7 separate regions of the Mus musculus genome follow, and regions 2, 3, 4, 5, 6 and 7 are each linked to region 1. The links are chromatin loops, found by intact Hi-C in ENCODE. Cell type or tissue: left cerebral cortex. All regions are shown on one strand. Region 1 holds the start of Sema5b (sema domain, seven thrombospondin repeats (type 1 and type 1-like), transmembrane domain (TM) and short cytoplasmic domain, (semaphorin) 5B). Region 2 overlaps Sema5b (sema domain, seven thrombospondin repeats (type 1 and type 1-like), transmembrane domain (TM) and short cytoplasmic domain, (semaphorin) 5B). Region 3 overlaps Pdia5 (protein disulfide isomerase associated 5). Region 4 overlaps Sema5b (sema domain, seven thrombospondin repeats (type 1 and type 1-like), transmembrane domain (TM) and short cytoplasmic domain, (semaphorin) 5B). Region 5 overlaps Sema5b (sema domain, seven thrombospondin repeats (type 1 and type 1-like), transmembrane domain (TM) and short cytoplasmic domain, (semaphorin) 5B). Region 6 overlaps Sec22a (SEC22 homolog A, vesicle trafficking protein). Region 7 overlaps Hspbap1 (Hspb associated protein 1).

The links. Peaks named below come from ENCODE experiments on the same cell type or tissue, not always from the same donor. Only the 100,000 strongest peaks of a DNase experiment are listed, where the experiment ranks them.
Region 2: it touches region 1 in a loop (2.2-fold over the local background); 7 of 42 quality-filtered maps call a loop at or near these places.
Region 3: a loop joins it to region 1, with 4 times the contacts of the local background. A loop is called at or near these places in 5 of 42 quality-filtered maps.
Region 4: a loop joins it to region 1, with 10 times the contacts of the local background. A loop is called at or near these places in 25 of 42 quality-filtered maps.
Region 5: it touches region 1 in a loop (2.6-fold over the local background); 6 of 42 quality-filtered maps call a loop at or near these places.
Region 6: a loop joins it to region 1, with 2.5 times the contacts of the local background. A loop is called at or near these places in 12 of 42 quality-filtered maps.
Region 7: it touches region 1 in a loop (3-fold over the local background); 13 of 42 quality-filtered maps call a loop at or near these places.

Annotation. Positions count from the first base shown.
Region 1 is chr16:35,538,321-35,542,320 of GRCm38, forward strand. Sema5b (sema domain, seven thrombospondin repeats (type 1 and type 1-like), transmembrane domain (TM) and short cytoplasmic domain, (semaphorin) 5B) reads left to right here and starts at 3,042. Exons shown (of 22, transcript NM_013661.2): 1 at 3,042-3,282. In left cerebral cortex, CTCF peaks have their summits at 2,071 (motif pointing right), 2,275 and 2,794; DNase peaks (open chromatin) are centred at 1,117, 2,111, 2,850, 3,021 and 2 more places; H3K4me3 peaks cover 2,305 bases.
Region 2 is chr16:35,591,383-35,595,382 of GRCm38, forward strand. All of the region lies in intron 1 of Sema5b (sema domain, seven thrombospondin repeats (type 1 and type 1-like), transmembrane domain (TM) and short cytoplasmic domain, (semaphorin) 5B), which reads left to right. Among named protein-coding and RNA genes, the nearest start is that of Sema5b, 52 kb to the left of the region's middle. In left cerebral cortex, a CTCF peak has its summit at 2,281 (motif pointing right); DNase peaks (open chromatin) are centred at 631, 1,525 and 2,455.
Region 3 is chr16:35,468,402-35,472,401 of GRCm38, forward strand. All of the region lies in intron 1 of Pdia5 (protein disulfide isomerase associated 5), which reads right to left. Among named protein-coding and RNA genes, the nearest start is that of Pdia5, 20 kb to the right of the region's middle. In left cerebral cortex, no CTCF peak of the experiment used is centred here; a DNase peak (open chromatin) is centred at 1,887.
Region 4 is chr16:35,626,591-35,630,590 of GRCm38, forward strand. It overlaps Sema5b (sema domain, seven thrombospondin repeats (type 1 and type 1-like), transmembrane domain (TM) and short cytoplasmic domain, (semaphorin) 5B), which reads left to right. Exons shown (of 22, transcript NM_013661.2): 3 at 1,420-1,519. Among named protein-coding and RNA genes, the nearest start is that of Sema5b, 87 kb to the left of the region's middle. In left cerebral cortex, a CTCF peak has its summit at 1,816 (motif pointing left); a DNase peak (open chromatin) is centred at 1,808.
Region 5 is chr16:35,602,295-35,606,294 of GRCm38, forward strand. The region is part of intron 1 of Sema5b (sema domain, seven thrombospondin repeats (type 1 and type 1-like), transmembrane domain (TM) and short cytoplasmic domain, (semaphorin) 5B); the gene reads left to right. Among named protein-coding and RNA genes, the nearest start is that of Sema5b, 63 kb to the left of the region's middle. In left cerebral cortex, no CTCF peak of the experiment used is centred here; DNase peaks (open chromatin) are centred at 446, 1,646 and 1,992; H3K4me3 peaks cover 345 bases.
Region 6 is chr16:35,317,963-35,321,962 of GRCm38, forward strand. Sec22a (SEC22 homolog A, vesicle trafficking protein) reads right to left here. Exons shown (of 7, transcript NM_133704.4): 6 at 842-907. Among named protein-coding and RNA genes, the nearest start is that of Sec22a, 44 kb to the right of the region's middle. In left cerebral cortex, a CTCF peak has its summit at 1,628; a DNase peak (open chromatin) is centred at 1,636.
Region 7 is chr16:35,815,956-35,819,955 of GRCm38, forward strand. It overlaps Hspbap1 (Hspb associated protein 1), which reads left to right. Exons shown (of 8, transcript NM_175111.3): 5 at 1,197-1,368; 6 at 2,724-2,807. Among named protein-coding and RNA genes, the nearest start is that of Hspbap1, 48 kb to the left of the region's middle. In left cerebral cortex, a CTCF peak has its summit at 1,536 (motif pointing left); DNase peaks (open chromatin) are centred at 1,531 and 2,551.

The DNA.
Region 1 (4,000 bases):
CTTTTTTTGTTTTCAATTTTCTTTCTCCTATCAGTATACAACTGGCTGTTGTTTGCCTTTTGCTGTTAGACAAGATTTGTGCTTGTGCTGAGGCTAGGCACAGGCATTTGCACACACACACACACACACACACACACACACACACACACACACACACTGCCTCTCTTGGGAAAAGCTATACTATACCGGTTTTCAGAGGGAGTCACTCGGAAGGGAGAAAGGGAACAGCCTTGTCCTCTCAGCTTTGCCACCCTTGAACCTGAAAATGTATACTTCTTAATCTCTTGGAACCTCAGCTCTAGATAATTCGGGAATTTCTACATCAAGGGTGAATGCTAAGAACTCTGGTCACCCGCTACGTTCACTGCTCTTTGGCTTGTTTGTTTGCGATAATTTGGTATTAATTACTGTATTTACATTCAGCTTAATTAACAGTGTTCAGATAGGTGGAGGATGGCTCTTCCTAGGAGTAATTATTGCAGAGGTTATTGCAAAGGTCTAAGAAAGTGGCAGGAGCTGCTGCTGCTGCTGGAACCAGCGCTTCGGATTTTGTCCCAAGTACAATAATTCTAAGATTCTCTCCCGGCTAAGTTGGCCAAGCACCAGGGTATGCCTGGAGCAGGTGGTGAGCCAGGCTCAGGAAGAAACTGTCCCCTTTCTTAGTGTCCAGCCTCTGGAGCTCTCTGGTATTGAGAGTCCTTGAGTAATCACTGGTAATCAATACAACACAGTAGGATGCAATTAGGATTAATTAGCTCAGGGTTGCGAGCAGGCTTGCTCCTCAGCCTGTGTCTCTGAGTGTCTCCTTCTTGGCTCCTCCTAAAGATGATGATCACCTTTTCTGTTTCCCCCAGACAAGGGTGTCGCCTTTTCTCTTCCTGCGCCAACCTCCCTCCCCGGCTCATTCATAAGGAGAGGGGAAGCCAGGAAGGGGTGTGGGAAAGGCGGTGGGAAGACGGTGTGAAGGACGGAGGCTTTCCAAGAGACAGTGGTGGCCCGCAGAATCATCCAGAAGGCATTTGCCTATTTTCCCAGCCAGCCAAACAGCCTCCCCTCACTTCGTGCAGCTTATGGAACATTATGGTTTTGGTTTAATCAAACGGTGCTTCTAGGGCTTGGAGAGATGGCTCAGCAGTTCTCTTGCTGTTCTTGCAGAGGACCTCAGTATGATTCCCGGCATCCACACCAGGGGACTCACAACTGCAGATCCAGGGGATCCAATGTCTTCTTCTTGTCTCCACGGGCACCAGAACACACATGGCATACACTCACACAGACACACAAGCCAACATATAGAATGAAAAGAAATCTTTAAAAAAGATGTTTTATATTCCACATCTTTGTATCTTTGCCATGGTAAAAACAATCCTCTAGGGATTGGGAGTGTGGGGGAGGGTTGGGCCAGTGTGTATAGCATGGAAGAGGTCCAGAGATTCTAGAAACTGGCTTCTACTCTCCAGATCTCTTGGTCTGTGTAGCGCATACTGCTTCTTCAGAGCTGACCCCCGGCTTAGATGTGTCTGTGCTCAGACGACGCTTTCTCCCCATCCCCATCTTTGCATCTCTCTTTGGGTCCAGAATAGGTTTTATCTTTGTGAGTTCTTCTTTATGCAGCACATTACGAGCTTCAGCATTTTTCTGTTGCCCTAGAAAGACTATCTCTCTGAGGTCTGGTACTGTTTCCCTTTTCACAGCACCTCATAAAGGGCTTCCTTAGAGCACACCCTTTCTGTTCCACTACCCTGGAGGTACTGGAGGGAAGCATCCCGGGATTCCTACTGCCTGCATCCTGGGACTCCTACCGCCTCCATCACTATCTCCATCCTTCTGCATTTTTCCGAGGTTTCATTTTGTAACACGAAGTGCTTCACCTGGAATCGGTTCTAATTCTCCAAAGCATTCCAGAGAGACTCTTAGCGTTTTTATTCCCCTAAAGCATTATTTGGCGGTTTTCTCTGGTTTTCTCTTAGAAGCACACTTCTCTTGTTTTGATTGTTCAGGTCCTTTGTCTTTCCCACTTTTTCACTTCCTTAGCTCACCTTATTTTATAATTAAAGTACCTCTTCTGTTCAGCAGAGGGCTCCCTTTCCATCCGTGCTTGTAGCCCTAGCATCTAGGATTTGAAGCTTGCGCTCCTCGACTTTCTCTGTCGACACTAGATCACTTAACTTGGAAACAATCCCACCTAGCTTGGTGTGGCTGCGCTAAGGGTCCCTCTGCTGCGGACATTACTCCGTTCCTCTAGGATTGAACATTCTTTGGATACCCTCCCAGTGTTCCTGAAGCCATTTCACTCCCTGGATCCCCTGCTGGTTCTTCATACGAGGTTCGGTAGGGTGCACATCACTAACGTCAATTTACAGCCGAGGAAACTGAGACTTAGAGAGATTCACCCAAGATCTTGTAGCTTGTGAGGTTAACTAGCAACCGGTCAGCTCTGGCTTTTCGGTCCAGCCCAGCAGCTTAGCATCTCGCTGTTGCTGGAGTTGATTACAATCTCCCGGGTTTAGTACGCGGTCCTTTTCTCATTCATATTTCAAATCCACAGGCAGAAAAATGTTTCTACACAGCTAAAGGGGCTGGGGTATTGGGGACCCCAGGGTGTGTGTTGGGGGGAGAGCTTTCTCAGGCTCCAAGTTGGGGTCGGTTTGAGATGGGGATGGCAGAGAACGGTAAGGTAAAACCTAGCAAAAGATGGCAAAGGCTAGAGACCTAGGACAGAGGCAGCTTCTGTCCACCCATCCCCATAGCTCGCAAGCTAGGGGCCGGAGTTCTGCTAGGGGGCGAAATCGGGATGCAGGGCGCCCCCTCGCGCTCTCCCGCTCTCCTCCGGGCTGGCGGGTGAAGCGCCAGCAGTCGCAGGTCCTCTCCATCCCCCTCCTCCTTTTCTCCCCCGCTCCCCTCCTTCTCTCCTCTGGCTTCCAACTCCTCCCCCACGCCTCCCCCCCACCCCACCGCCTGCTCCCTCACTCTCCTCCTCCCGGCTCGCTCCGGCGCGCGGGGTCTGGAGCTAGTTGGAGCGCGGGGGTTGGTGCTGGAGCCCAGCTCCGCCGAGCCCCGCCGGTCGGCCGCGCATCCAGCGGCTGTTGGAGCAGCCGGAGCGCAGCCGGGCCCGACAGGAGTCGGAGACTGCGGCGGAGCGCTGAACCCGTAGTCCGGAGCCTTGCTGTTCGGCCGCCCCATTCCCAGACCGGCCACCAGCCCTCGGGTTCGTCGCTGTGGTCCGCACCGCCCTGAGCCCAGGGCCGCGGGGAGCCCGGCACCTGCGCGTGCTGCCGGGAGGTGAGTCCGGGAGCTTCCGGAGCTTTTTCCCTCGCCAGCTGGGGCTGTGAGTTGCAAACTTCAGCAACTAGGATAGGTAGAGGGGTGGGAGTCCGGGGGCGCTGGTAAGTTGGAGGCACGTTGGGGAGGCTTCAGGGGGCTGGAGCGCGGGTCCCGGGGCTGTCTGGGGCTACCTCGGCTGGGGCGCCACCGGAGCTGCTGCGTTCCTGACACCCGCTCGCTCTGGCTTCTGGCTCCACTGGGCTGCGATCAGCGCGTCTAGGCTGCAGCCGCGGCGGAGACCCAGATCGCGGGCCTGGAGTAGGGGGACTGACCAGGGAAAGGCTGGGGGAGCGAGGGGGCAAAGGAACGGAGACTGGGCCGAGACAGAGGTTCAGCAGAGGGCGGGCGGGGAAACCTGGCAGAGGAAGAGTGCGGGCGGCGAGGCGCGTGGGAACGCGTGGCCGGCCCAGAGTGTGAAATCTCCCGCGCAGGGACGTCCCCCATGCCGCCGCCACCAACCCGGCCCTCGCCTGATTCTTCCTAGACCCCTCCACCCCCTAGGCTACTCCAGCCTTAACTGGGCCCTTCGGAGCCCACAGTGTCCTCTAAGGCCCTGGATGGAGCAGCCCGGGGCCCCTTGCTCCTGCCTCAGCCAGTGAAGCGGGTGCGGCGGCGGGAACCTGGGACTAAAGGGGCGATTTCCTGATTTATTTTTCTCATGGTAATTTGTCTTTGT
Region 2 (4,000 bases), 53 kb after region 1:
GAAGAAGAAGAAGAAGAAGAAGAGGAGGAGGAGGAGGAGGAGGAGGAGGAGGAGGAGGAGGAGGAGGAATAGGAAGAAGAAGAAGAAGAAGAAGGAGGAGGAAGAGGAGGAGGAGGAGGAGGAGGAGGAGGAGGAGGAGGAAGAAGAAGAAGAAGAAGAAGAAGAAGAAGAAGAAGAAGAAGAAGAAGAAGAAGAAGAAGAAGAAGAACCACCTTATCTTTGAGATGGTTCAGGTGTGGTTTTAGTGGAGGTAGGGGGTAAAGAGAGGTCCCTAAAAGGCCACCCAGGGCCAGGCACTGACTTCTAGGTATGAGCCCGGCTCTGCAGCTGAGGGGCCTGTAATTGCTGTAACTGATGGATGGAGTGGGGAATGGAGACCCACGGGGTCGCTTCATCCTGCAGCAGCTGTCTGCCTTGCCAGCCTTGGCCTGCCTGGGTCTGGGTCCCCTCTTTCCATGCTCTCGCTCCTCCTGAAGCCTTTAATCCTGCCTGAGCCGCTCAGAGAGAGTGATTCTCTAAAGAGAGAATGACCGGCTGGTGGACAGGCCCGGGATCTGAGCCCACCCCATTCCCGGGTGACCAGGGCAGCCGAACAAACACAGTCTGGCCCCAGTCCCAAGAGACACCAGGCAAGGTGCCTGGAGGAAATGGGGCAGTGGAATACGAAGGAACTGAATGGTCTCCCCGCTTTCTTTCCATTCAGTGTGTGGTTTCCATGGGGCTCCAAGTGTGTTTATGGGCAGGAGACTTGGGGGTGGGGGCGGGGGTTCTGGGGATCTGGGTTGCAAGGAGACAAGAAAAGCAAGACTGGGGAGGGGAGGGAGAAGCCTGGAGCATTTGGGGAAAAAAAAAACAAATAAAAAGTTGGCTGTTGAATGGTTTTTGCTAACCATAGTCAATTCTTAATTACCCCCGTAATGGGAGGCAGCAGAGGCAAGGATGATTCAAAGCACCAAATAATCCCAAACCGTTTAAATGACATGATTTTTAAAAGAGAGGGAAGGAGGTTTTCCCTCCTAATGATGTCTGGCTCAGGCTCATGTTCAATGAGGGAAGTATTAACAGTGAGCTCCCCAGGGGCTGGGGCTTATTTAACATGTTTATAAATTATTTAGATTCACATTTCCTGGTTTTTGTGCCGGGAGGGAGGCTGTTAGAGACTGGGTACTCCCTGGAGGAAGTCCCTGAGAGGGAGCTAGGGGAGACACAGAGGTGTGAGACTAACCAAGTGCTGCCCTGGGGAGAGGCAGGAGGCCCCGACCTGCACCCCCAAACCTATGGCTAGAAGAAGCTGTGATCTCTGTTCTAAGGCATCTCATGGCTCCCAGCCTCTCCTGAACTAAGTGCACTCAAGTCCCCTGCCGGTAGGGTCCCTGCCTCCACACCTGTCACTCCAGCCTGCTCCTGATGTGACCTGCCACACAGAGGCTGAGACAGAGCCCAAAACCAGGCTGGTGGCTTGAGTTCCTCTGTCTGTTTATGTCACACTGGATCCTGGCAGCCACCCAAGCCTGCCTCCTGCCTGCTTCTGCAGTGTGACTTCTCCAGTGTCTCCTAGCTCTGGCCAGGATTCTGTGCTTTCCACTGGCTCCTCTCCTGGGAGCCTTCCCTGCTCACTGCACCCTGGCTGTGAGCCTCCCATGGCTTAGAACAAGCTCTGCTGTGTGATGCCTAAGTTTTTCCTGTCTCATTTTTGGTCCAGATGCTTCTAGAGCCCCCAGACACAGTCTGTCTGTGGAGTGTGCTGTCTAGGGGTTAACTGAGAAGGGGTTAACTTCCTCTGGAAAAGATATCTCAGCTTGGATCTGACACTCAGGGTCAGCTAGGGATGGGGCACAAACCTGTAATCCCAGCATAAGGGTTATGGATTCAAGGTCAGCCTGCCTTAAAGATACAATGATAATAATTGTGATAGCAATAATTTGGGGATAATAATGAGGGAAGACTGACTCATCATACAATGTGGGCAAATCATTTTAAAGATATTTATTTATTTGAAATTTTTATGAGTGTATATATATAATGAGCGTTTGCCACATGTGTGTGTAGTCACTCACAGAGGCCAGAGGAGGATGTTGGATCTCCTGGAACTGGAATTACAGGCAGTTGTGAGTATCTTCATGAGGGTGCTGGGAACTGAACTTGGGTCCACTAGTAGAGTGCTGTGTGCTCTTAACCACTGGGTCATATCTCCAGCTTCAATCTTATTTTTTTTTCATGTTTATAAATGCTTTGCCTGCATGTGTGTTATATGCACCATGTGCATGCAGTACCCACAGAGTCCAGAAGGGGGCCTAGGATTCCCTGAAACTGGAGTTACAGATGAACACAAGGTATCCCTATTATGGTGCTGGTACCCAAACCTGGGTTCTCTGCAAAAGCAGTAAGCGCCTTTAACTCTGAGCCATCTCCCCCAGCTCCAACGTGGGTTAATATTGAGGACATTACGATAAGTGAAATAGTCCAGTCACGAAAGGACACAAACTGCACGATTCCACTGGTATGCAGTACTCGGATGAGACACAATCAGAGACAGAAATAGAACGCTGCTTCTCGGCGCCGGCAGGAGTGGAGATTGGAGTTGCTGCTTAACGGGTATAGGGATGCAGCTAGAGAAGATGAAAGAGTCCAGAGATGGATGGGGATGGGAACCCAGCTTCGTGACTCTGCTTAATGTGAACTGGGCAGGTGAAGAGCAAAACTGGCCGGTTTTGTGTTCTGTATATTTTACCACACTAAAAACAATAACAGTAATTTGGGCCATTGCCCTGCTTCTGGGAAGGACACTGATGGCCTTGAAGCTATGCAGAGAAGGTGGACTGCATTTGCCTCTGCCTAGCACAGAGACCACACACTGAAGATCAGGGAAAGCATCCACTGGCCCTGAGGGACCACACCAGAGTAAGCATCCTTCAGCTTGAGATGGGCTTTGTGTCATGAGTCAAAAATTGGCTTAAGAAGGAAATGGTGTGGGACTTCTGGGGGGGTGACACAGTGGGTAGACATAAGGACCTGAGTTCAGATTCCCAGAACCCATATAAAGCTGGGTGTCCTGTAGGCATCTGTAATCCCTGGGTGAGATGGGAGGCAGAGGCCGGGGGATGAATCTCTACCCAGTCAGAGGCTCTCTAGCCTAGTATAGAGAGCAGTGAACAACAGAGAGATTTACTCCCAAATAAGGTAGGAGGCTAGGATCATCCCGAGGTTGTCCTCTGACCTCAACACTCACACATGATGTAAATGCAAAAGTAACAAGTTTAAAGTGGTAGGGTAGCCCTGGTCCCCATCAGAGACAGATCTGGAAACCAACCCGGCAGGCTCTATCTAGTAGGACTGCAGACACTGACCACCGAGCCCAGCATCCCTGAGCACCCATTATGGCCGCCATCCCCTAATACTTCTGCAGTATCCTGGACCTACTCCTATATATAGCTCACACCAGCTCCAAGTCAGTTAGCTACCTGCTGTGAGAATAGCATTTGCTTTCATTTGTGCTAACGCTGCCTTTTGCCTGCTTCTGGAACTGCCCTCTCCCTTCCCCCTTGCTCTGATTTGCAGGCACTTGGAGGCCAAAAGCCAGACCCTCAGCCACAGCTTCAGCGGCAGGATTCACAGTTGGGGCATCTCCCTCATATGTCCTTCCTGGATGGAATCAAGATCCTTACTCTTTCCCGAGAAAAACAATCATGTTAAGGAAGAGCAGACCATGCAGTCCAGAGAGAACCAGGTGTCATGTGCTTTCAGCATCCCAAGATCTGGCTGGTCAGTTTGGGGGACCAAGTGGAGTTTGGGGGATCTAGTGGGTGCAGCCAGGGCTTTCACAGGGACATTCTGGACCCCTACTCATGATTCTGTTCATTTTCCCCTAAATGTGTGACCTCACAAATGCAGGGTACTCTGATGCTGACACTGGTTTTGGGGGTGGGGAGGGGGTTTGTTTGTTTACCATCTCCAACAGCTGATGATGACATTTCGTGATTTGGAAGGTTTTGGTGTCACT
Region 3 (4,000 bases), 70 kb before region 1:
ACCATCCGTCCTGCCATGAGGATAATGGATTAAACCCCTGAACAGTAAGCCAGCCCCAGTTAAACGCTTTATTCTGTCCTGTAGAAGAACTGTGGTAGTCATGGTGTCTCTTCTCAGCAACAGAACGCCAATGTGTTTGCAGCAGGCTACAAAGCAACCAGCTGCTACAAGGTCAGAGGTGATGGAGAAGAGACAGGCACAAAAGCAACTGGAGACCATGTACTGTCCTCTTCCACCGTGAGAGGAGTCTGAATTTCTTCCAGAACCATGCAAACAAGTAATCTAAATTTCTGATGTGCCCCACACCAGTCAAGCCATCTCCTCTTTGCCACCCAATGTCTTGACCTATGTCTATGCTTCACCTCTCAAAAGCTAAGGTGCTTGGCAACAGCACTGAACCTTTCAGAGGCCCAGTGACTCACTTGTGCCATGGGGATGGTGATAGCTCCCTGGGGACATTGCTAGGACACATGGGACAACTCCTTAAAGGTGCTTTACAAAAAGCCACAAAGCACTCTAAGAATATCGGATAACATAACATCCAATGTCCACCACCAGATCAATGGGGGAAGAGAGAGACAAGACCAGACTCTAACAAGCTTCAATAAAATCTGCCACTAGAATCAGAGTTCCTTCTCCCCAGGGGGAGTCAGCAGGCTCCTTCCCTTGCCAGCGCCGCTCACCATGCCTGAGGAGCCACCGCTTTGTGCAGACCATCTTCAAAGCTCAGGAGAACTTCCCTTCAGTGTTGACTACCACATGACATCCCACTGCTGCAAGCGGGCTTGTGAGCTGAACCATAAAAGGTCCATGGCTCAGTGCACACACACACACACACACACACACACACAGAGCAGTGACTGAGAAAACAACTGGACAATGTGGGAGAGAAACGTGGAGACTTGCTGATTTGCCTTCCTCCCTCAGACAATACCGTCAGGAAACATAACTGCCCTGGCTAGGGACCCCCTCCACATCAACCTCCCTGGGTCTGGCAGGCACCTGTCAGGCAGCAAAAGTGCTATGGCCTCACTGACACAGCACCAATAGTTGAAACCATAGAAATCCCCATCTCCCACCGACCCTGGCTTCCTTTATATAAATCCCAACAGTCCCTTAGGTCATCCAACAACCAAGGGCCACCTGAGATGAACCTGCCACCTTCCAGCCAGCCACTAAAGCTTCAGGCCCAGTGTTTACTGACACAGTAGAAAAGCTAAGCTTCTCTGAAAATACCCTCAGCAAATTGACTTTGCCTGAAATCCACCACACAAGGAGAAGCTAGGGCTGGCACTGGTCCTTCCTAACAGCAGGCTCGCATAGACATCTCTGTGAAGGGTCTGCAGCCTTACTGGGTCCTTATCCCTATTTAAGATTAAGAGCTCTGGAAGGGGTGGGGGAGACAAGATACCCTGAGTGTCCTCAGGAGTGATTAATAAACACAAGAAATCACACCGGGCCTACAGATGCCATCCCTCAGAGAACATGTCACCAAGTGAGCCCTTGGTGGCTCTAAGAGGTCCGGAAAGAAGCATGAAATCCAGGGAGACTGCAGCATAATAAGCATCGAGAATGGACACTGAGGAAGGCCGGGAGTTGGTCCTCTGACAGCCTAGAACTTGACAGTGGTCATCAGGGGAGTGGCAGGATGAACATCACACTCATCTTCCCAGAACTCCAGAATCGGTGGCAGGGATAGAGGGACCAGCCAGCTGACTGAGCACATAAGAGAAAAGGGTCCATCCAGCCATCTCCAATGACCATTCACAGGAAGTGAAGGCGGAAGGAAAGAAAGTCCAAAACAGCTCCAAAGATGGAACTGCAGCCAAACACGGGAGACGGACCAACGGCAGAGGCAGCTTTTTTCCTGGACTGAAGAAGATGGCAGTGGGCTAAGATTTCTGGGACCGTGGCCAACAGACATGTGAAAAAGCACCCATGAGCACCACACGTCCTCCAGGCTAGACGATAAGCCGTGAGGCAACTGGAGCCAGAGAGGGGACAAGGGAGAAGGGCCCAGCCCAGGAAAAAGGATGGTTTTAGGAACAGGAGTGAGACCTTACCCAGTGGTGAGACAGGAAGGCAGGGTGAGTAGAGTGGGGAAAGGTTGGAAAAGCCTGGTGGCTGCCACAGTCTATGGGAAAGCATGTTGGGGGAAAGGAAAGACTGGAAGCCAGGACACTGAGGCATTATAGCCAGTCCAAGAGCTGGGCAATAAAAGAAGCATCAAGAAGGTAGAGTTGGTTAGAGGGTCCCCACTGAGGAGAGCCTGCAGGTGCCTGTGGGCACATAAGACTCAGGGTCTGCCAGGAGGCCTAACAGAGAGAGGAAACCCAACCAGAATGGCCAGACCACAGGGAACACAGGGAGATGTGGCATAAGCTAAGACTTCTAAGAAAGGGCCCCAAGACCTCACTCGCCCTCACAAGCACCCACAGAGGCAGCCCGGAGGAAAGCCCTTCTCCTACCCCTTAAGGCCCCCTTTCCCCCAGCCACTGAACAGTCTATTTTCTCCTCTGCTTCCTCTGTTAACCCTTTCCAGCAAGGCTCCTTCCCTCCCTTGACACAAGCTACAGTGAGCCCGGATCACCTTGCCCAGAGACCAGCAGATGCCACTTCTCAAGTCACAACCCACAAGCCTGCCTGACAACGATATAGTTAGAGCCACAATAGCAGCGTTAATGGTGCCCAGATTATCGGCAAACCTGCTGTGCTCCAGGGAGGAAAAGGCGGTATTGGAGTGCTCCCAAAGCCAGCACCAGTCTAGTTCCTGGGCTTGGCAAGCCTTTGCACTGGCAGTCAAGAACTCAGGAGTGAGAGGGGAGGAAAGATGACCTTTGTTCACACCTCACTCTCCTCTGACCATCTGCATGTACTGCCGCTCAGCCCCTATTGCGCGGAGACCAGTAAAATACTTCCCTGGTTGAAACTGATGGAGAACAAAGGTCCCCTTTTCTCCTACAGAGGAGACCCTCCCCTCAACGCCGATTCTGCTGGTGGTACCATAAAAGATCACCCCACATCATCATCAGAGAACCACCCTGCCCCAATCACCAGTCCCCTTCCACCACCCCCTCTCCCCTTCAGTGAACGAAAGGCTTCCTTCAGGGTCCTGTGAAACCCTCATCCTAGCACAAATGGGTAAAGGGAAGGATGTCTCTGAATAGCTCGCCTATCTACATGGCTGCCTCTCTCCCACCACACAGTTCATCTGTTTCTGGGCCTCCCCTCCATCCTCAGCCCCATGGCATCTTTTAGACACCCTGAAAAGAGCAGCGACTCTGGGGTCAAACAAGACATGGCATGAATCCAGTTGCCATCATTTACAAGACCTCAGGCTTGTTACTAGACTGCTGAGTGCCATCTCTCAACCCAGAAGGGCAGAGGATAATATCCATGCTCACCTGGTGGCTTGGCTCATTATTAAATGAGGGAGGAGGAAGACATGAACCTAATGCAATACTTGGCAGACATAGCACATAACAAGTGCTAATTGCCTCTGAGTATGATTAGCGAGCAAGGACAACAACAACCGGGGACCTCCTCTTCCTCCCGGAGACCTCGCCTGCAATCAGGCAGAGCCACAGGTCCAGGCAGGAAGGCATGCACACGTACGCACATTCTGCACCAGAAAACCTGGCGTGTTTAGCCATCTGCATAGCGACCTGCTGTAGAGGTCACACAGCACATTTAGAACCCTGCCAGGTATCATGCGCGCGTGGTGACGAGATTACCGCGAGGGTAACCCAGCAGGTGGGTACTTGTGTCCTACAGAAGATGGAAGGGCACCAGAGGTTAGATGACCAAGGACATGTTGTAGCTACACAGTAGAGGCAGGGCTTCAAATTATCCATGACTCCACTCAAGGGCTTCTGGCCTAACTGGCCACAAAGAAAAGGAGCCACTTCCTAGCAACAGAAGTAATGGCCAAGAAGGAGGACTTTACACTATACCCTGCTTCACAAGTTCAAGGGTACAGACATTTGACATGCGGCAGTAA
Region 4 (4,000 bases), 88 kb after region 1:
AGTCACCATAAAAGGCTTTGGCTTTGACTAGAAAATGCTTTCTCAAAGATAGGGGTAGACACAGACCACCCGACCTCTGCCCCGCCCCTCCCCTCCCCACTCCCACCGCCCCATGGAATCTTATTAGAAAGCCTGATCATCCTCCTAGGAGAGGAGTTGAGGCTGTCATTCACATATTCAAACACGGCTATACAGGTGGGGCCTGGGGATTCAGGCAGCAAGGTCTTACCTAGACCCAGCGCAAACCACCAGGCTGAACACGCACCATAGTGGAATAATGATGTCAGGTCGTAGAAGCCTGTAGGGTCTCTTTAACCCTGCTGGGTGGTATCAGGGAAATCTTGGAAGAGGTAGTGGTGGGGGTAAATCTCAGGGTACAAAGATTTGTGGGCCTTATGGAATGGATTGGGGAAGTGTCTTAGTCAGGGTTTTATTGCTGTGAATAGATACCATGACCAAGGCAAGTCTTGTAAAGGATAACATTTAATTGGGGCTGGCTTACAGGGTCAGTGGTTCAGTCCATTATCATCAAGGCAGGAGCATGGCAGCATCCAGGAAAGCAAGGTACAGGAGCTGAGAGTTTTACATCTTCATCTGAAGGCTGCTAGCAGAATACTGACTTTCAGGCAGCTAGAATGAGGGTATTAAAGCCCACACCCACAGTGACACACCTACTCCAACCAGGCCACCCCTACCCCAACCCATCTAATAGTGGAACTCCCAGGGCTGAGTATATGTAAACCATCACAAGAAGTGTGAAACATTTTAGATAAGTATGCCTGAGGTGATGAGTTTGAACAAATTTCAACTCCTCATTAAATGAATAAATAATGAATGCCAGGTGATTAGCTGGAGAGGCCAGTGGGACCAGAACCTAAAGGTCACAGGATTGAGGTTTGTTGGAGGTTGCTGGGAAGGGATCTAAACCTGAGACTGGAGTAGCTACACATGAGTTCCAGAACTATCACTCCTGTTGCCTTGTGGGAAGTAAACCCACAGCTATAGGAGACAGGCTAGTTAGCATGGGAGGCTGTCAGCTCAAGTCTAGGCAAAAAAGGACAATGGCTTAGGTCGGGGTGAGGTCTGGGGAGAAAGCAGCTAGTGGAGCCTGGGGGGAGAACAAATGGATGCGCACTGAGGTGGCTGCTTAGCGTCTCTGTAGGAATCCAGGGTAATCATAAGTTTTCCTTTGCTCGGGACAGAGTCCTCTCCCAGAGGCAGAAATACAATACTCTAATCCCTGAGGTCAGAAGGCTGGCTGCTCACAGAGGTGGGCAGGTGAAACCCAGGTCTCCTGGGGCCTTCAGCTCCATGTTCCACCTCAGCTGGGTGATCTTCTCTGGTGTGATACGCTGAAGCTGGAAGCATGGTGGGTCCAACGCCAACAGTAACAGAAGTGTCTCTCTCTGTCTCCACCAGATCTGAAGCCGTGGGTCTTTAACTTCACCTACCCTGGAGTCCGGGATTTCTCCCAGCTTGCTCTTGATCCCTCGAGGAATCAGCTCATCGTGGGAGCCAGGTAATGGGGTAACATGGGAGGAGAGTATGGGGGCACTTGGAGAGGGGCAGAAGGGAAACTGTTGGGATGAGTATCCACACTGATCTCGAGTCCCCGTCCTCCATACCAGGCCCTGTCTGTACTGACTGTCCACCAAGTAGGGAACTTGTGGGATTGATTCCCAGACCACACAATCTCAGCTAGATTCATTCATCAAATATTGTTAGGGGATTAAGAGCAAAGACACCTGCTTCTATCTTCTGCCCTCTAGGCCCTGATGCCAGGACCGGCCCAGTTAGAGGTACCCAGGCGCCCCCTGCTGGCAAGCTGCCTGCCTGCACCAAGGGTGCTGCCCGCTGCCCTAGGCCATATGTTTCCTTTACAAAGAGCCTCTTTTTCTATAGTCTGCCCACCTTTGTCCCCACTGTCCAGACCAGGACTCAAATGCTAAACCTTTCTGGGGAGGCCTCGTCTTTCAGGCATAACTATCATGAATCATTCATTGCCAGCTTTGGAAGCAAGGAGCTGAGATGAGGTAGGGGGTACCTGGGTCAGCGTCCCCCACAGCTTCTGGGAACTTGCTGAAACATGATACTTGAGCCTCTTGGGTAAGAAACTCTAAGAATAGGCCTCACCTTGCTTCAACAAGGCCTCCCGTGACTGGTGCGCAAGCTTGAAAACAGTCAGACCCAACACACACAGCAAGACTATGCAAGCTTGGGACTAGAACTTGGGCCTCCTGACCCCAGCGGTCTGTGTTAGGGCACTGAACACATGAGGATCTGGATCGGCTTGTGTAGCTGGGAAGGACACTTTCAGGTGACACTGTGTAGCTGGCCATCCCTGCCCTTTGGCTCTCCCCCTTTTGTTTGCTGTATGAGAAGGAGGTGAGACACCCACAAAGCTCTGGTCTGCAGGCAGCTGAGCTGGATCAACTTGGAGTCTCAGTTTTCTCTTCTATGGCCAGGGATGCTAGGATGGGATGCTAGGGCAGAAAGCATTTAAAACCATTCTGAATGAAGTAAACATTTTATAGCAGCAGCGTTGCATGTGACTAGCCGGTTACAAGAGTATTCAGTGAGAGCAAAGGCCACACCCTCACAAGCCGCTGTCTCTAGGTGCTCCTGGTGTTCTCTGAGAGGCAATCTGCACACACTCAGGCAGCCCCGACTGTGGGCTTTCTTCCTCAGGAAAGCGAACACTTGTTTTGCTTTGTATTTTGAGAAGGTTCCTCACTCACGCACAGCTGAGAGAATACAGGGAGATCTCACGTCCCCTTCTCCCAGGTCCTGCCGGTGGCAAGCTATAGTGCAGCAGTGTAATCTGGTAACTGCTACTCATGCCATCCTTTCTCCCGGCTAAGGCTTTACCAGCTGAGTAGACTGACTCACATCTGTAATCTTAGCATTAGGGAGGCTAAGGCAGAAGGATCGCCTTAAGTTCAGGACAAGCCTGGGCTACATAATGAGGCCTTGTCTCCAAAACAAGTGAAAAAGCAAAGCAAGCAAATAGGGCTAGTGAGATGGCTCAGAGAGTAAAGGAGCTTGCTGCCAAACCTGACTGACTGGGTTCAATCCCCAGGAGCTACATGCTTGCCAGGGTATTCACGTGTTCACATATACATACATACGTACATACATACATACATACATTCATACATTCATACATACATACATACATACATACATACCCATTCTCTCTCTCTCTCTCTCTCTCTCACACACACACACACACACACACACAAAGTTAAAAGGTAGTAAGTACTGCCGGGCGTGGTGGCACGCCTTTAATCCCAGCACTCGGGAGGCAGAGGCAGGTGGATTTCTGAGTTCAAGGCCAGCCTGGTCTACAGAGTGAGTTCCAGGACAGCCAGGGCTATACAGAGAAACCCTGTCTCAAAAAACCAAAAAAAAAAAAAAAAAAAAAAAAAAGGTAGTAAGTACTAAAAACAAGCAAACCCAGAAACATACATACATACATACATACATACATACATACACACATACCTTTTATGCCTAGAGAGTGGTGTCCCAAGACTGTGCTCTGAAATGTGACAAGAAAACATGACTGCCACATGCATTATTTTATGTGGCATCTGTGTAATAAGTTACATCACACAACAGATAATTCAGTATATGTAGCAAGCCATGCATGCAGAAAATGGTCCAGGACTCATTGTCAGCCCTGGAGGGAGGCTCGGATCACTCCCATACTGTACGTAGGTGGAGAAGCAGCGGCAGAGAGGTTGTCACCTGCCTGTGTCACACTGCCTCACCAGATCCACTTGGGGTCTCCATACAAACCTGCTTCCATAACTGTCTTCTTTATGCAGCTTCTCGTGGATCTTTGAGCCTAGCTCTGCCCTCACACGGAGAAGAAAGCATTCTCTCCTGGATTGCTCCCTTCGGCTCCTGGAGCCTGTGTCCTGAATCCTGGACCTTTTCTGACAGCCCACCCTTGGTTTTTGTCCTAGCGCTTTTCTTTCTCCTCTGTCTGGATTTC
Region 5 (4,000 bases), 64 kb after region 1:
GAGGTCTTCATTCCGACTACATGGTGCTGTTGCAAAGAGAGGCCAGAGACACGGCTCAGTGGTAAAGAACACTCACTGCTCTTTCAGAGAGCCTAGTTCACTTCCCAGCACCCAGTTGGGCAGCTCACACCTGCCTGTAACTCCAGCTCCAGGGTATCTAACACCCCCATCCAGCCCCCAGGGGCATTTGCATATAGCTATGGGTGTGTATGCCATACATATACATAATTGGAAAAAAATTAAAATGCATGGAAAAGCACCATGGCTTATATCGTTCCCATTGGAGCACTGTCTTTTGATTAGTTTGGGGTGGCTGACCTCACGCTTCAGGGCTCCCCACTCACAGTCGTACTGTTCTTCCCACACCCCATCTTCCTTCCTGAAAGTCCTTGGATAGCTTCCTCTGTAGAGGCGCAGCACCGCCCACACAAGCAGCACGTGACACCTTCCCCAGTGGGCATTCAGAGTGAGAGACACGTTCATTCATTCAACAGACACAGGGCTGGGAATCCCAAGATGAATAAGACAGAAGTCTTGCCAGCAGACCTATTAATATCTTGGCTTCTCAGTCCATCCGTGATGGATTTGCTGAACGTTTCTGATCAGTTTCCTTGAACAGAATATCACCTGCCCATGCTCCTTCGCCGGGCCGACTGCTTTAGAGTGGGCATGTTTTTCTAGAGTCCCTTTGGCTGAGAGCAAAGATTCCTCGCTCTTTGTTCCCCTCCTTCTCGTATTCAACAGATATCTTTCAACGGCTATCTCAGGGCATGTGACACATCGTGTGCTCGGTTAGCAGCCATCCAGGCAGCCCCTCCCCACAGAGACCCCCACCAGACTGTTCTCTCTCCTGCTCTGGTGTGGGCCCTGGGACTCAGGGGTTGTGATCAGGCATAGGGTTTTGTGGGGCTAGGCTCCCTCAAGGCTAGGCAGCCTGTTTTCTGGGAATCATAGGCCAAAGGATAGCACCTAGGAACCACAGTTTGGCTGAGCCTTCTCTTTTGAAGGAGGCGAAGAACTCTCCCTTATTCCCTCCTGGCCATTTACCCTTCCTATGACAGTGGCCACTGATGAAAGTCCCCTAAATAGAAAGCCATTCTGCTCAGCGCCAGGGAGTGGGTGTTGCTTCTCTGTTGAATCTGATAGCCTAGAAAATCAAAGCCACTAGAGAGAGTTAATACTTACAGTGGTTCCAGTCTTAGCTCCACAACTGCTAAGTTCTTTGCTGTGCAACCTTGGTTGGACAGGTCATGAGTGTCTCTGGTCCTTGGATCCTCCATAGTTAAGTGTGGGCCAATGATGCCACCTTGGGACAGTGCTGTGCTAGTTAAATAAGATATGGTGATATTCCCTTATCCTAAAGCCAGCATGGCCCCAGCCCATCCTGACAAGCATCACTTGGGAGCTTATTAGGAATGTACAGTTTAGCTCCTATTCCAGACCGGCCCGGTGAGAAAATGGGGAAGGGACCCATGGATGCATCGGCAAGCACTCCTGTAGATTCCGATGTCCACAGCAGGCAGGAACCAGCAGGCTGGAGACTGCAGAGCAGTTGACAATGGGCCAAATCCTCCACAGATGTGTTTTGTTGGTTTCTGTCGTCAGCTGGAGCCGAGGAGCAGCTGTCCCAGGGGCTGCCGCGTCTCCTGAAGAAGCACACAGTTAACACCCTGTCCCTGCTCTGTGTCCCTCCAGCTGGCTTTGCTCACTGGTCCTCTTGTCATCTTAGGCATCTGCGTCAGCAGCCTGGGCTCCAGGTCAGAAACCCAAGGTGATCCAACCCCAGGCAAGGAACTGCTCTTGTCCAGACACAGATCCACGGGGAATAGGAACAGGGCAGGTAGCTTCCAATCCCGAAGGCGACAATCAGGTCCTGCAGTTTCCCTTCAGTATTTTGCTTGAAGTGTTGTGAAATCCCAGCCAATCACACACACCCACATTCAACTGTAAGTCCAAAAATACCCTCCGTAGCCAAACAGAGATGATTTTTTTACATTCCCGATACCTTGGATTATCCGCCTCGCTGATCTCGGTTGGCCACCCCCGCCGCTGGCACAACTAATGAGCAGTAACTTTCCCTGTGCTGGCAATGGTGGGGGAATGGAGGGGGCTGATGAGTGCAGAGCTCACAGTAGTGAGCTTCTCAACGGGGACTCTGAAGGACCTGGAGGCTGTGAAGACTGGGGGCCAGACAGGATGAGAGCTGACTGTGGTCTTGTTGAAGAAGCTAGAATAGGCTAACCTGACCAAAGGCCCTGCCAGCAGCAGGAGTTCTGACCAGGTGAAGAAAGTGGGTCCAGATACCAGCCAGATAGGACATGAGGCCAGGACTCTTGGACAGGAGGGATGGAGCTTAGCTGGACCCAGCCTGGGATCCCAGGGGAGGAATATGCCTGAGAAGCAGGTCTTCTCCATTCCCCTGGCTAGAAAGAGCCCTGGGCTTCCTTGCCTTCACTCCCGAAGGAAATCCTGCTGACATGGGAAGCAGCTTAGGTAAGAGCCTAGACCTGCAAGCCCAACAAACCCTTGCTTCCTCACTGCCTGTATGACCCCTGAGCCTCAGTTTCTTCAGCTTCCAAACCACACACACACACACACACACACACACACACACACACACACACACACACATGTCCAACAAATCCTTGCTTCCTCACTGCCTGTATGACCCCTGAGCCTCAGTTTCTTCAGCTTCCAAACCATACACACACACACACACACACACACACACACACACACACACACACACACACAAAACCAAATAACAACTAGCAACCAACCAAAAAAGAAAAAAAACAAAACAAAACACTTTTTTTTTTGAAACAGGGTTTCTCTGTGTAGCCCTGGCTGTCCTCACTCTGTAAACCAGACTATCCTCGAACTCAGGAGTCTACCTGCCTCTGCCTCCCAGTTGCTGGGATCAAAGGTGTTCACCACCACACCCAGCTAAAAAAAAATCCATTATATTGCCATATAAAGAGAATAAAAGGGAATCACTTAGTAAAACAGTTACCACACCATCTTCCACAGAACAAAGGATACAAAAAAAACAAGATGTAATTATAGTTACTGGGGAGTCCAAACTATGTTTTTGTCAGAAGTCCTAGTGTCTGGGATTTGACGAATCCAGGCTCACTGGTGAGGAAAAATGGAATTAAATATAAGCACTAATTAATGACCAGAAGGTCATGGGGTGATCAAAAGAGTGGTTGCCCTGGGAATCGGTAATCCCAGCTACTTGGTAGACTGAGAGGCAGGAGGGTTGCAATTTCAAGGTCAGGCTGTGTAACTTTTTGAGACCCTGTCATGAAATAGAAAGGAAAAAAACCCCAGAGTTTAGGGTGAGTCAGAGCAGTTACTTAGCATATGTAAGGCCCTAGGGCTGTCCCTAGTAAGAGAGAGAGAGAGAGAGAGAGAGAGAGAGAGAGAGAACAGGTTCCCTAGAAGACCCACTTAGACACACAGGGTCCTTCATAAATGCTGATTCCAGTAGCAGAGAAACATACAGGGCTACCCTGAGTGTGGTGGGCACCACACACCACCGCGGTCACCGAAGTGTGTCACCAGTGAAGAGATCCTTCCCTTCCTCAGTCCAGCTACCTTGGATAGAAGGAAGCGCTGTCTTGCTTGTCTTGAAGGAAGGACAGAATGACCTCAGACCGTGCCCACACAAGGCTTGTTACAGTAGGAAGAGCAGAACTGAGCAGAGGTCCTGCCCTTTTGGACTTGTCCAGCGGTGTCAGGGGTTGGGGCAGGCGTCATTACAACAGACAGCCTCTCTCCTTCCACTTTCAGAGGCACAGCAGTCAGGGCGGGACCTCTCATCACACCCCACAGCTGGGGATAGGACCACCATCCCTTTTCTGGCACAGGTTCATCATCCCCTGGGGCAACTAAATCTCTTTAAAAAAAAAAAAAACAAAAGCAAAGCAAAACAAAACAAACAAACAAACAAAAAAACAGGCCCTGGGAGAGATTAAAACATTCACGCCTTTCTGAC
Region 6 (4,000 bases), 220 kb before region 1:
TGTAGAGCTCAAATACCTATCAAAGTATTTTCCCCCGGCGTCCTACTAAATTTTGGGTAGTCTTAGGTCCACACTGAGCTTTAAATAGTCCTACCTTTTCTTTCTTTTTCCCATAGACGCCAAAGGAACACGCCACTTATAAAGGTTGGGTCAGTGGACCCTGTTTGCTCCTTATGGTCTAACAAAGTTATTCCTGAGTATTCCTCACTGCCATGGCCATTCTTCCCATCTCTCCTGAGACTGATCTCCCTACTGGCCAGGCACAGAACCTGCCCCCACCCCCACCCCGAGTCGTCTACACATTCACTGGCCTTCCTTCTCAGTGGCAGTATTTCTTTCACGGCCTTGCTGCTATTGCCAAACTTCACGCTCCCTTTATTTTCCATCTGAATTGCTAGAATCATCTCCCAACTGGTTTCCTAACTGCCAGTCCTTCTGTTTACAATCCATCCTATTCGCCTCTACTGAAAAGTCATGCCTACTTAAAAATCCTAAAATATTACTTTGCTGTGTCACTCCTTATTAATGGCTTCCTCCAGAGCACAAATCCTCTCGTTCTCACTAGACAACTGAGAAGTAGCCTTTCTGCCGCAGGCACATGACGTGGCACCCCTGATAACCCACCACAGAGAAAGGGTTAGGACTAAGTCCACTGTGAACATCTGCCTACAACTCAAGATTGACGTGTAGGTTACAAAGATAACAGAAGACCAAATTATAGGAGAGGCAAATAACTCAGACACCATTTTTATGTATTTTAAACACACAGGCAATTATGAGACCCGACATCTGAAACAAATAGCAATGGGGAAGTGTTTGTTACAAATGGGAGGAAACCTACCTGGTAAAGGCAGGCTGCTGTCCCAAGGAAAAATGCAATAATGTAATTAAGATCCTCACCATCACTCTGTAAAAAACAAATCAAGATTACCTTTTGATTGGCAGTACTTACTTAAAAAAAAAAAGCCAAAAACAATCTACCAGGATAGGATATGTTTATGTTTATACACACTCAAACATTTTACAAAGTGGTGTATAAAAAATAGAAATATAGAACACATGGTAAGGCAGGGAGCGAGGAGTAACTGGAGATCTGATTCAGCAGCTAAAAGTACTGACTCCCTCTCCAGAGGACAGAGGTGCAATTCCTAGCACCCACATGGGGACTGACAATGTGTCCAGGTGCGAGGGATCCAGTGCTTCCTTCCTGACCTTCATGTTCTCCAGGCAGGCACACAAGTGGTACAGAGACATACATGCAGACAAAACACCCATGCATACAGATACATTTAAATTTAAAAGGCAGAGGAATGGGACATTGAAGAAAACTGCCTGCATTCTCTGTGTCTTAACTTCACCTATCAGCAGCCTGTCACCCCAGGGATGATGAGAAGCACCGAGGAAAAGCTAGCTTCCTCACAATACAGAAAACCTCTTCTTCCAGTAAAGCCACATGAAAATGCACTCCACCCTGGCAGTGAGCAAGCTCCCCCTGCTCGTGAGGCTCACCACTTAAATACAATCTGACAAGCTCTACTCCCCGGAAGCACATAAATGAATTGCCTAATAAAGTAACTTGGCATGATAAATAAAACTGTGGTGACTGAAAAGCTACTGTCCACTAGAGTGTGCTAAATCCCCAAAAGAAAGATCAGGCCTGGTTATAATGTCACTGAGCTAGAAAACAGTAAGGAAGAATAGCCAGAGCCTGTGAGAATAGAGAACCATACACTTGTCCTTTGTTCCTAGCAAGTACCGGCATTCAACTTCCTTCACTGTGTGGACGAACAGTACACAAAACCAAGGAAGGAGGAGTGTTTTTCTTCCATGCAGGGACATTACACTAGACCTCTTATTTTAGGAAAAATAATTTTCTTTTTCCTACAGGATCTCATGATGTAGCCCAGGCTGGCCTCAAATGCTCAATCCCCTTGCTCAGCTTCCTAAGTGCTGGCATTACAAGACTGTGCCACCAAATGTGCCTCTCTCTGCCCATGTGGGTGGAAGGATCGGTATACAATAGAAAGAAAAGCAAATTGCTTTAGTGCAGTTGATTGAGTACAGAACAGGCCACAAGGCAGAGTGGCTTATGCTAGTGAGATCTTGGAACAGAAACTATTAATCCCCCTAGGATGCTCAGGCCAGTTCTGCCCCAGAAGCAGGCAGTTCAACAGTTTCTACGTTTTTAATTCAAAGGCTTGAATTAAACTGCTTATTTTTTTAAGTCCTTTTTCCCAATTATAAAAGTTTATGTTCAAGCTAGTCAGTGGTGGCGCACGCCTTTAATCTCAGCACTTGGGAGACAGAGGCAGGCAGATCTCTGAGTTGAAGGCCAGCCTGGTCTACACAGTGAGTTCCAGGACAGCCAGCTCTATATAGAGAAAGCCTGTCTCAAAACACAAATACGCGTACACACACACACACACACACACACACACACACACACACACACACACACGCACGCACACTATACAAAGAAGTCCATGTTGTTCTTATATAAAGGAACAATGATTGTTAACCTTTCCGAGTGTTTCTGGCTTTTTCTCTCTACCTCTCCACTCTCCATCCCCAAAGAAATGAACCTATACTTTTGCATGCTGCTCTTTAGTATTTTGGTTGAGTCATAAACACTTTCTAACATGGTAAATACATCAACCACAGAATATGTGAAAGAATATATAGCCTTTCAACATATCACAGGACCTAATTACTGGTCCTATAATGTAACAGGTTTTTTTTTTTTTTTTCTGAGAGTACACTGCCATTTGAAATCTTTCTTAATTGATTTTACAATACCTCAAAGCATGTTTCCAGAGGCAGTCTGTGCTTAAATCTTTATTCACAAGCTGTATTTTTTATTTCTTAACTCATTTCTGCTTTGTAGTAAGTACTGCAAACAACTCTCGAGTCTGAGGACCCTAGGGCATTAGTGCTCTCTAGTCCTTGGGCATGTGGAGTCTAAGCCTCCATCCTGCACACTTCAATATGAGACCCACAGCATCCTATCTGCAACGAGCTAGTTACTGGCAAAGAGATCACAGGTCTCCTGACTTCCAGGGCAGCATTTCTGTTATTGTCACAGGATTCATTTTCTAATACTCCATATGAAAAGTAGCTCTGCTTTCGCCTTGATCTAATTATCATCATTTCAAAACTGATCGTTAGAAGAACCCCTGCACTATAAACAGTGTGATAAAAGCTTATACACTCCTGAGGTGTCAACTCACAACAACCTTATTAACATCTCTAAACTCAGAACAAAGCTAGGAAGCAAGTGCAAATAATCCAATTTACACATTACTCTGAACATGAAATCAGATTTACCAACTTAAAAATAAATATATATATAGAGAGATAGATATAGATATAGACAGACAGACAGACAGACAGACAGACAGACAGAAAGAAAGAAAGAAAGAAAGAAAGAAAGAAAGAGAGAAATACATACACACATACAACAAAGAAAAACTTTGGTGCCACATATTTTAATAAATTCTATCACTCTTAGTAACAGTTACTAATCTAGAATAAGCAAACTTATGCTGAGTCTTATTTTTTCATTTTCTTCACACTTTGTGTCTGCGTATGGTTGCACATATAAGCATGCACATACACATGTCACAGCAAACAGATGGAGGTCAGAGGAAAACTTGCAAGAGTCAGTTCTCTCCTTCCATCCTAGGGGTCCTGGAATCCAACTCAGCAATTAGACCTGTAGCAAGAGCCTTTACCAGCAGAGCCATTCCACCAGCACACTTATCTGGGATCTTTAACAACAATGGCAATACACAGGAATGCTGACTCCTGTAGGTCTGCAGAGTTAAACATGCCACAAACATAAAGTAACATACTAGAAGATAATAATTCTTATTATTCAGAGTATTTACAAATCAAGGTTATAAAACTATAAACTTTAAATTAGTACCTATCTACTATACTATTCACAATCAGGAAATATACAATATATCATCCACTAGATTAAAGTTATAATTTTCAATAA
Region 7 (4,000 bases), 280 kb after region 1:
GCTTGTCCTCAAATCTGGGGCTTCGTTCTTTTCCTCTGGTCCCATCAGCTGTCCTCACTCTCCTCCCTGTTTGCCTCAGCACTCGTCCTTCCAGTACTGTAAAATATAGAACTTTACAGTTTTGTGAAATAAGACTTATTGCCCCCATTCCTAAATAAAGGAAAGAACAGTTTTCTCCTTTTAAAAGATCCTCCGTTATATTATCCTTAGGTTATGTAGCATTAGTTATTTGTTTCTCATCTTTAATAGATCAATTCAACATGTCTAACTTCCAGACAGGGAGCAGTCTAGACGCCGTTTGCTGTGGAGAGCTGAGGGGGGCTTGTTCAGGATAGAATTAGAGCACAGCCCTGCTGAGGCGCTGGCTCAGTGGTAAGATGACTGCGGCACGAACATGATGACTTACGGTCAGTGCGCAGCAACATGTGGAAAAGGCAGGCGTAGTGCCCTTCTGTAACTCAGGGACAGAGGACAGAGGAGACATGAGGGTCCCAGGAGCTCATCCTGACAGTCTATCCAGTCAGAGCACTATGTTCAGAGAGAGATCTTGTCTCAAAAAGTAAGGTGACTCACCATTGTGGTGAGGGGCCACTAATCTCAGCACTTGGAGGTAGAGGCGGGAGGAACTTTATGAGTTTGAGGCCAGTCTGGTCTCCATAGCAAGTTCCAGGACAGCCAATAAAGTTATATAATCAGACCATGTCTCCAAACCCCAGGGGGAAAAGAGGAATTAAGACAGTGAATGATGAGAAAGACAGACGTGGCAGCGGCGGCCTCTCGCCTCAACACGTGCACATGCATCTGCATGATGTGTAGAAACACACATTACAGACACACCACACACATACGTACATACAAGATGAAATAGGATAAAGAGTATTCCGGTTAGCTTCAGGGTCAGTGATAAGCAAGCTTTGCTGTAAGGTCCAAAAACAAACACCTTACTAATGAGATCCTATCCCAGCCAGGAGCGGGGCTGCCTCAGGAGAGCGTGAGACACCCACCAGTAGACCTACCTTCCATCAGACAACTGCAGGGGGTCAGCTTTGAGAGAGAGGCTGCGCTCCTGTATGGAGTCAATTTAAATTAGTAAAACCGAGCCTTCAGCTGCTACCTTCTTACATGTTTATCTCAAGTTGAGAGCTAACTTGTATCTTGCTTTGTTTGTTTGTTTGTTTTGTTTTGTTTTTCATTAGGAAAAGATGGCATCTCTTTCCTCCTGAAGATACGCCTTTCCTTTATCCAACCAGAATTCCTTACGAAGAGTCTAGTGTGTTCAGTAAAATCAATGTTGTCAACCCTGATTTGAAGTGTTTCCCCCAGTTCCAGAAAGCTCGAAGACATATGGTCACGTTGAGCCCAGGACAGGTAATGGGGCTTTAAACAGGGAGGAACTGTCAGTGGGCACCACAGCCCGGTTGGTGCCTGGGCTTCCCTTGTACAGATGGCAGGAGCGGCTCCCAAGGCCCTGCTACTGGAGGACTTCTCCATCTGCTGGCCTGAGAGATGGAGAAAGGGAGCGCAGCTCCTCCTGCTGGTCACGGGAGGGAATGGCTGCCGAGGAAATTCAGAGCAGGTGGAGCCATTGTTACTACTCGGGTTAAGAGACATGTCAGGGCGTGGGTACTAGAACATATTCACAGTTAACACCTGTTCCACCAGACGGATGCACACAGGCTGCATTGCATCCTGTGCTCAGAAGCATGTGCACTGAGGGTGATTTTCAGCAAGAATGACTGACATCTGAGTCCCTTCTAAAGAGACTGTGTTCTGCATATCCACCCCGTGGAGAGATTTTCTGTTACAACACTGGGGCTTGCTGTATCAGTTTCTTGGCATTTGAAAAGTTTGTATTCCCTCCATCAGCTTTATCCTGTCTGCCCTTCCTTGCCCCCTCCTTGCTGGCTCTCATCCTGTTCTCTCCACACACGTACACAGATCCACCGGGCCACATTGCATCAATCTTCTACCAGGCACTTCCCTTCATGCATGCCTCTTCCTCCAGCCCCTAACAGCTACTACCTTACTCTGTATCACTGTAGATTTTCCTGTTCTGGGCATTACATGTACTGCAGCCAAACAGTGTGGAGCTTTTTGTGTCTGACTTGTGATGCAGAACATGTTTTCAAGGCTGGACAGTTCTTGATTATGTAGGTGTACCATAATGATCTACTCCTGAGCTGATTTCGAGAGCCGTTAGGAATGTGTGTTGCTGCTGTGTGCACTTGCTATAAGGTTCTCGTGTGTTTAGGAGTAGCATGGGTGGTTCAGAGAGTGTGGTTGGTCTTCTGTGAGATCACTATATTGTTCTCCACAGTGGCTATTTTCCATTCCTACCTACAGTGCCTGAGGCTCTGACTGCTCTAGTCTTTCCCTGCACCCTGTCCTTTATCGGGGAGGTTTTCCAGTAAATAAGGGGAAGTGGCTGCATGCTTCCTTCCATCAGAACGAGCACAGCTACTGTTCGATGGAAAGAAGAATTTCAAAGCTTTTACTAAAAGTTAGATGTGAGCAGACGTCACCCGGTTAAGAGGAGTGAAAAGCTGTAAGCTCGTGACCACAGCAGCTGGGGGCGGAGAGAAGCTTGGGGGGGGGGGGTGTTCTTCTTCCCTCCTTCCCTCTGTTCCCTTGGCTTTATCCCTGGCTCTCTTTCCCCTTAGCAGTCTCAGCTAGAAAGAGAAATGTCCGGTTCTTGTGGTAACTATCTTTTCTTTGGTTTGCAGGTTCTGTTTGTTCCCAGACACTGGTGGCATTACGTGGAGTCTCTTGATCCTGTCACCGTCAGTATAAACTCCTGGATTGAGCTGGTACTTTTGTTGTTGTTGTTGCTGTTGTTGTTGTTGCTGTTGTTGTCTTCGTCCTTTAAAGAACGCATGCCTAAGATAAGCAAAGCCTGTCTAGACCATTGGCTCACCAGATCTCTGTGACACTGGTTCACACACAGCATGAGTTTGTTCTGTGAGTCTGTCCTCTCTGGATAAACATGCAGGTTAGAGATGTGCCATCCTCTTGTTCTGCTTGCCGTGGTTGGGTTGGGTTGTGTTGGAGATGGGGTGTCTCTACTTAGGGTCTCAGGCACTTGGTCCTCCTCCCTTGGCTTCCTATGGCACATGTACTCCTGTGCCCAGTCACTCCTCGAAAGGACACAGAGTGGCCCTGACATTGATGTCTTCCTCGAGTGGTGTCAGGAGCATTGTGTTAGGCCTAGCAGGATCTGCCATCTATAAGCATCTATATTGCTGGTTCTGTCGCACACTATCCCAGATAAAAATATCTGTTCCTTGGTTCAGGATCCTTATTTCTAATCTTGACCTATGCATTGTCTCAAAGTGCAGACAGTCAGCACTATATTTTTATCATTCATTTCTACCAGGACCCTTTTCCCAGTAACACCTTCATCCTGGCTCCCTGAGCTATTTGACAATACAGTAGCTGTCGGGCTCGACCTGTCTCTCTAACCCGGAGTCTCAGTTTTGTGTGCACTGTCTTTAACCAGAGCTTCTGATTGAACCTGTTCCTCCTTAGGGCTCTGCTTGCCTCTCTGCCCTCCGCAGTCCACAGCCTGACAAGTCTGTGCTGTCCGTGGCAGTGGCACCCTCCCCTGGGTTGAGGTGTTTCCCTTGGTTATGTGAAGGGCTTTGGAGTATGTGGGTCCTGAGAATTACTGAAACAGGAAGCTGTACTTACAGGCTTAGGGAAGAGGGGACACCAAGCCTTTGGGGCTCAGTGGGGAGCCTGCTGGGAGACCAGCAGCCTCACAGTTAGCAAGTCTGCTTGAAGCTGCAGCTGGAGCAAACGTGCAATGGAGTCCTCTGCAAAACTCACACCTGCCGTGCCCTCTCCAGCAGATGGTTCACTCCAGGAGAGCTCAGTTTGTAAGTTCACTTGCAAAACAGTGATTGTAACTGGATCCAGCTCAGGGACATGGTTGTGAAGCTTAAATTAGACAACGAGTAAAGGCATCCAACATAACCTGTACACATAAACACACACACACACA